2 separate regions of the Homo sapiens genome follow, and region 2 is linked to region 1. The links are chromatin contacts, found by Hi-C in ENCODE. All regions are on one chromosome and are shown on one strand. Each heading gives the region's core, a stretch centred on a gene start or an enhancer-like site at or near the end of the contact. The rest is flanking DNA. Distances are from core to core; before and after follow the strand shown. Region 1 holds the start of SEC24B (SEC24 homolog B, COPII component). Region 2 has its middle 88 kb from the start of ELOVL6.

The links. Hi-C counts contacts between places; a loop is a spot of excess contacts on that map. Pooled maps may share reads with other maps.
Region 2: a loop to region 1 is called in a pooled map, with 2.9 times the contacts of the local background. The contact joins the enhancer-like site here to the promoter of SEC24B in region 1. A Hi-C loop is called at or near these places in 2 of 37 single-sample maps with no recorded cell type and 8 of 50 pooled maps.

What each region holds. Positions count from the first base shown.
Region 1 is chr4:109,432,281-109,435,729 of GRCh38, forward strand. SEC24B (SEC24 homolog B, COPII component) reads left to right here and starts at 1,535. Exons shown (of 24, transcript NM_006323.5): 1 at 1,535-1,722. The coding sequence starts at 1,590. SEC24B-AS1 (SEC24B antisense RNA 1) reads right to left here and starts at 1,537. Exons shown (of 3, transcript NR_039978.1): 1 at 1,454-1,537. RefSeq lists silencers at 1,165-1,554, 1,605-1,874, 2,253-2,547 and enhancers at 1,429-2,288, 2,365-2,514.
Region 2 is chr4:110,285,381-110,288,829 of GRCh38, forward strand. It overlaps the pseudogene ZBED1P1. Among named protein-coding and RNA genes, the nearest start is that of ELOVL6, 88 kb to the left of the region's middle. RefSeq lists an enhancer at 1,890-1,979. Within about 2 kb of position 1,916, at least 3 of the 41 ENCODE cell types and tissues checked have a DNase peak (open chromatin) inside an H3K27ac peak, as active enhancers do.

The DNA of each region.
Region 1 (3,449 bases), core at 285-2,784:
GTCTCCCCTTAAGAGACAGGGTTCACTTTCATCCCATATACTTCTGATTAAAAGGAGCCTCTTATACCCAGGAGAATACATTCCAGGTGCAGAAAGCCAATTACCTAGTTATTCCCTTACCCACGTAATTATAGACCTTAATCCAAATTCAAAGGACTCCTGGGAGATGCTGGAATCTGTAATTGTGTAATCTCTTTGATGAAGCACAGAGTGTGATCTTTTGCTCATGTGGGGCTAGGTTTCTGTGGAGAAGCTGGAAATGCTGTGGAAAAGGGCTTGCCCCTTTTGTGTATATGAACTCTAATGTAGTTGAAATTCCTAGAAGTCAAAGATATAAATCTAACTACTAAAATTCATTTAGTGCATTAAAATGCCAGTTATTAATTTACGGCAACAACTAAAGGGAAGCTTTGTATTATTCTAGGACTACAATGCAATTTATGCTTTGCATAATCATTCAGTAAATGACTTATTGCTCCAGAAATACCATCTTGCTAGATCCCATTCTGAATTCAGTGTTTCTGAGCAATCTCATCTCCAATACAGAGTGATGACATACTCAGGATTCCAAGACGGCAAAATGACTTGGGTAATGTAGTCTAGGGCCTGCCAGTGAGTATGCTGAGACAGACCAGAAAGACTTAAAGATTCCACTAATGTAGACAAAGCAAGCTGAGCCACAACTTCTCGGAACACCAACAGGATGCACCAACAATCGACAAAAAAAAAAAAAAAAAAGGAGATAAAGTTTAAAGTTTGTCTTCCAGCATTCCCTTACCCTATTTTCCCCTTCCTCTTCCCTACTTTATCAGTGGGAAAAGTTCTCAATAATGCAATTCTTACTGAGATTCTTGTGTTTATCAGAGAAATGTTTCCTCTTTCTTTGCCAAGGAATTATATATTCCCAACAGACATGGCGCTTGAATGCTATATTTCCTTTGGAATCAAGAAAGGGGAGGTGGGGGAATCAAAAATTAAAAACCAAACCCAAGCCATTGTTCCTCTTCGAGGAAGGGTGGGTGGTCAGTCGTCGCCTGAGCTCCGAACATCAACCCGCGGCTCTCAAGTTCCCCTCCCAGTAATGCTGGGCCCAGCCTCGCCGCGGCCGATCCAGCCTCTGCCCTAGGTGGAAGCGGGCCACCCGGTCCCTTCACCCACTGAGGCCCAGTCCTTTCGCCTCAACACGAAGGCACCTGGCCGGGCCGGAGCAGCAGCCGCGGGGCCGGCACTGGGGCCACGGAACCCCGGGCCAGACTCAGGCCTGGGCCAGCTCGGCTCCGGCCTGCAGGGGGCGCTGCGGCGGCACCGGCGCGAGGCCCGCGCGTGCGGGGAGCGACCCCAGGTGTAAGTCCCGGGGCGTGGGGCGCGTGGGTCAAGGCGGAGCGACCCAGGATCCCCGCGCCCGCGGCGGCCGCCGAGTGGCAGCGCTGGACTCGCGGAGAAGCTTGGGTACCTGAGCCGCGGTCCCGGGTGACACCCTCAGTGACGCCAGGCGCGTTCCTTCCTCTTCCTCTCTCCTCTCCGGCCCCGCCTTCCCTTCCCTCCGCCCACCTCCCTGAAGCGGAGCCGCCGTCGCCACCAGCGCCGTCATGTCGGCCCCCGCCGGGTCCTCTCACCCGGCCGCCAGCGCCCGGATCCCGCCCAAGTTCGGCGGAGCGGCCGTCTCAGGAGCCGCAGCGCCCGCGGGCCCGGGTGCGGGCCCGGCGCCGCACCAGCAGAACGGTGAGGCGGGCGGCCCGGGCGGAGCGCGGGGCCTAGCACCGGCTGGGCGGCCTGCACGGCCACATCGGGGCGGGGCGGGCCGGGCCGGGAAGGGCGTTCGGGGCCAGGCCCGGCCCGAGGGACGGGAGCGGGCGCGGTGCGGAGGCCGCGGGGTCCGGGTTGGGTGCGGGTAGGGGGCAGGGAAGGCACGGCGCGGGGCGCGCGGGGGTGGGACGCCCCTGGCGTGGGGGCGGGGGCCGGCCTGGGAAAGCTGGGGCCGTGGCTGTTTATGTAATGCGACCCCAGGCCCGAAACGGCCTCGGGCGAGTAGGGGCGACTGAAAAGCTGGGAGCCCACGTAGTAAAACCCAGTTACCTAGCCTGGACGCGGGCGAGTTGCCCCGAGCGACCCCTTGGCTGCGAGAGCTGGCCAGAAGCCGAGGCCGCTGAGTGCGTGGTCCGGAGAAGGCTGGTGCAGCCACCCAGCAGGGTGGATTGTGCCCTTCCTGTCTCAGGAAAATTGCTTCGGTTCCCGAGGCCCAGCGAACACGCTGCCTTGAGGAAACTTAAGTTTGCACTCAAGTTTGTAGACAAAAGGGTGTAAATATGCTATATAAGTGTAACTGTAACCCTGACCCAGTTCGGCCTCAAGAACTGTCATTGCCGCTGCGGCTGCTGCTCAAGCTTTTGGAGTTTGCTTGTAGTGTTTGAAAGGGAGCAGATGTAAACGGATTTAAACGAACATCTTTAGATCTGGGTGTTTTTCCTAGCTCCACTTTCAGAGATGAAAAAACGTGCCAGAGTTGGCCCTGCTTTGAGGCAGGGCCTTCATACAGGCAGCAGCCAAATGCAGCACGAAAGCCGCTTTCATATTAAGGTCGTGGGCTTTTAGTAGGCTGCAAAATGATGGATATGCATTCCCTAATGCTGAGATTTGGAATGTTCGCGGATAGGGGCCAAGGGTGGAGGAATTCTCCTTACAGACTTCTTAGTATGTCAGATGAGAACCTTGGAAAGTAATTGACTGAATTTAGAAAAATACCTCTGTCCTGTGTTGGTACGAGAACCAAACTGCATTAGTACTCTCCAGATGATTGACCTGTTTTATCTAATTTCCTAATGAAAATCTGCTGGACTTTATGAATTAGTTTAATCAACATCTAAGTTTTACAACTGATGCTTTTCAAACATGAAGTGTATCGTTTGTCCTGAGGATCAGAAGTTGAGTGATACTTTAGCCTTAATATTCTTTGGATCAGCCTTACCTATCAGTATTACATGCTGTACTCTCAGTAGTCATTGTTTACTATAATCGCTTTTGGATATAAACCTGTTCTGAACAAATGTAAAAATACTATTTGTGAGCAGTGTTTGTTCTTGTAACCTTAATATAAGTTCTTGTTTTTGTTTGTTTTTAAAATAGCTTTATGAAGGAACTAGAACACGATAATTTAGTAAAAGAGCCCAAGTCTTTTAGAACATTGTAGACTCATGTTTACCAGTGATTCAAGGATTGTGTCTTTCCTTGATTTTCTGAATATGCATTATCATCTTAGTGAACAGTTTTTAAAGTGGCAAATGTTTATTACAGCCTTATAAATTTTGTGAACACTCAAGAATGCCAGGATATGTACTCAGCCAAGTGTAATCAGGATGTTAAAATCTGTAAGAACAAATCAATGTTTTGATGCCAAATATAGATGATGCTTGAGTTCTCTTGTTTATAATCACTACTTTCCTTTAATGTTG
Region 2 (3,449 bases), core at 666-3,165, 850 kb after region 1:
AGGCATGAGGATCACTTGAGCCCAGGAGTTTGAGGCTGTAGTGAGCTATGATTGTGCCACTGCACTCCAACCTGGGTGAAAGAGAGAGACCTCATCCCTAAAAAAACAGACAAAAAGGAAATAAAATCAGTATCTCGAAGTGATATCTGCACCTGCTTGTTCATTTCAGTATAATTCACAATAGATATGGAAACAATCTAAGTGTTAATTGGCAGTTAAATGGATAAAGAAAATCACACACACACACACACATACACTGTGAAATATTAGTCAGGCTTAAAAAGGAGTAAATCCTGCCATTTTTGACAACATGAATGAACTTGGAGGACATTATGTTAAGTGAAACAAGCCAGACTCAGACTCAAATATTGTATGATCTCATTTATATGCAGAATCTAAAAAAGTCCAACTCATTGAAGAAGAGAGTAGAGCAGTGACTACCAGCTGTTGTGGGGTGGGGGAAATGGGAGATGTTGGTCAAAGGTTACAAACTTTCATTTATAACATGAGTAAATTTTGGGGATCTATTGTACAGCATGATAGCTACAGTTAATAATACTGTATTGTTTACTTAAAATTTGCCAGAGAGTATGCCTTAAGTGTTCTTATCACACACACACACACACACACAGAGTACATATATATGGTGATGGATGTGTTAATTAATTTGATTTTGGTAATTATTACACAAAGTATATGTACATCAAATCAACAAGTTGAACACGTTAAATAGATATAATTTTTCTTTGTCAATTATACCTCAATAAAGCTGAAAAAAAAGAAATATAACATGAGTCACAAACGTGAGCCACATTGTAATTCTAAATGTTCTAATAGTCACATGAAAGAAGTAAAAAAAGTAAAATTAATTTTAATAATATATTCTATTTACTAGTATATTAAAATCATTACCATTTAAATATGTATTCAGTATAAAATTATTAATGAGATAGTTTACTTTTTTAAAAATATTAAGCCTTGGAATAAGTATGTATTTTACACTCATAATACATCTCAGTTTGGACAGGCCTCACACTTCAAATGCTCAGTGTGTACCGTATAGGACAGTGTATCTTTAGATCACTGTTGTCAATATAAAAACAAAATATGTGAAAATCTTTATTATAACAATTGAATTCATGATTTTCCTCAAATGAAGGCAAAGAAATAAAATTTTATGAAATAAGTATACTATAAAATGATTTATATGGTGTATGTGTCCTTATTTTATTATTCAACTACACATCAATAGAATACTCAGATATACACACGTGTGAATATATTAGTTGTCTTTGATGTTTTTCAGGCACATAAAAAGCATAACTTTACATGTTTTTTTACTTAGTCACTATAAAGTTATATTTATCAAGGTAGGCACCTAAAACATTTTATTTATTTATTTATTTTTAAAGTAACCAGTTTATTTTGTTTTATTGGAGGGTGTTGATTGGGCATTTTGTTTTGTTTTGTTTTGTTTTGCTTTGTTTTAGAGTCGGAGTTTTGCTCTGTCATCCTGGCTGGAGTGCAGTGGAACGAACATAGCTTACTGTAGCCTCGAACTTCTGGGCCCAAGGGATCCTCCTGCCTTAGCTTCTGGAGTAGGGGGCACTAGAGGCGCATGCCACCCCACCTGGCTAACATTTTATTTAAGAGTTTACTAGGCCAGGCACAGTGGCTCATGCCTGTAATCCCAGCATTTGTGAGGCTGAGATGGGAGGATTCTTTGAGGCCAGGAGTTCGAGACCAGCCTGGTCAACATAGTGAGACCCCATCTCTAAGAAAAAAAGGTTTGCTAACTTGATTTCCAACACTTAAATATTTGGGCATATAGTAGGCATTCATCTATAACCTTGCCACAGGCCCTGCAAAAGTTGGACTTGGGCCTGGCTTGGAACTCTGCTTTCAAATGTTGGCATGACTCATTCCCTCACTCCTTTGAGAATGAGCTCAAATTTCGTTTTGTCAGTGAGAACCGAAACTGTATACACCCACATAGCTTACTGTGTATATTTACAGGCCTTTGTTATTCTAGGTTTCATCAACATAGCTTTACTATTCTAGGAAACTCTTGCTGAAGAAGATAAAAGTTGTGAATAACATTATCATTCATTTCAGCAATGTCCCAAAAGGCCATCAACTCTTCATGAAAAGCATCAATTTGTTCCTCCAGTCATGGGAGCCATATCAAAACTACAGTTGAAACCCCAAGACTGCTTGAACCCAAGACTCTTTGAAAACCTTGCCTTTACATCTTCACTTTGCTGTGACCACGAATCTTAAACTATTAAGTCATAATCCTTACAGAGTGTTAATTAAGCACTGATATCGGATAAGATCTGTCTTAAACTGACTTAGAGTCCCAGTAAATATCCTGACTTTGTTCTCCCTCTTCTGAGATGCTCTAAGATTCTGTGGAGGGAGTACTCCCTTCCCAAGATCAATATAAGCTCAGCTTTGTCTTTTCGACAGGTTGTCATAGTGATAATTTGGGGAGCCAGCATTCAGGATCAGTAAGTCTTTCTCTGAACATTCTTTTTTTTTTATTTTTTTTTTGAGAAGGAAGTCTTGCTCTGTCACCCAGGCTGGAGTGCAGTGGCGTGATTTCGGCTCACTGCGACCTCCCAGGTTCAAGGGTTCAAGCGATTCTCCTGCCTCAATATCCTGAGTAGCTGGGATTACAGGTGCCTGCTTACCACGCCTGGCTAATTTTTGCATTTTGAGTAGAGACGGGGTTTCACCATGTTGGCCAGGCTGGTCTTGAACTCCTGACCTCAGGTTTTCTACCCGCCTTGGCCTCTCAAAGTGCTGGGATTATAGGCATGAGCCACCATGCCAGGCCTGGTCTTGAACTCCTGACCTCAAGTGATCCACCTGCCTCGGCCTCCCAAAGTGCTGTGATTACAGGCGTGAGCCACCGCGCCCAGCCTAGTCAAATTGTTTTATATAAGAGAATGTTAATCAAATTTTCTGATCAGGTGATTTTTCAAAAGCTAAAGCATTATATCAGAGCTTATATCAGTAAGAGTAGCCGGGGATGTAGAGGATATTCTAAGCATAAATCTTTCTGATGATCTGGCTTTATCCCAGAGATGTGAAATTAATAACACATCAGGGTATAAAGAGAATATTCTTTCCACATGAATATCATTTCTCATAAAGGAGTTTTTACAGAAAATTAGCAACTTCTCTGGAATTAAAGGAACATCGCTCTGTTACCCAGGCTGGAGTACAGTGGCGAGATCATAGCTCACTGCAGGCTTGACCTCTCAGGCTTAAGCAATCCTCCTGCTTCAGCCTCCTGAGTAGCTGGGACTACAGATGTGCACCACCGCACCCAACTAATCTTTAAATTTTTAATTTTTTGTAGAGACGGGGTCCAACTATGTTGCCCAGGCTGGTCTCAAACTCCTGGGCTCAAGCAGTTGTCCACAGGCTGCAGTTTTAGTTCA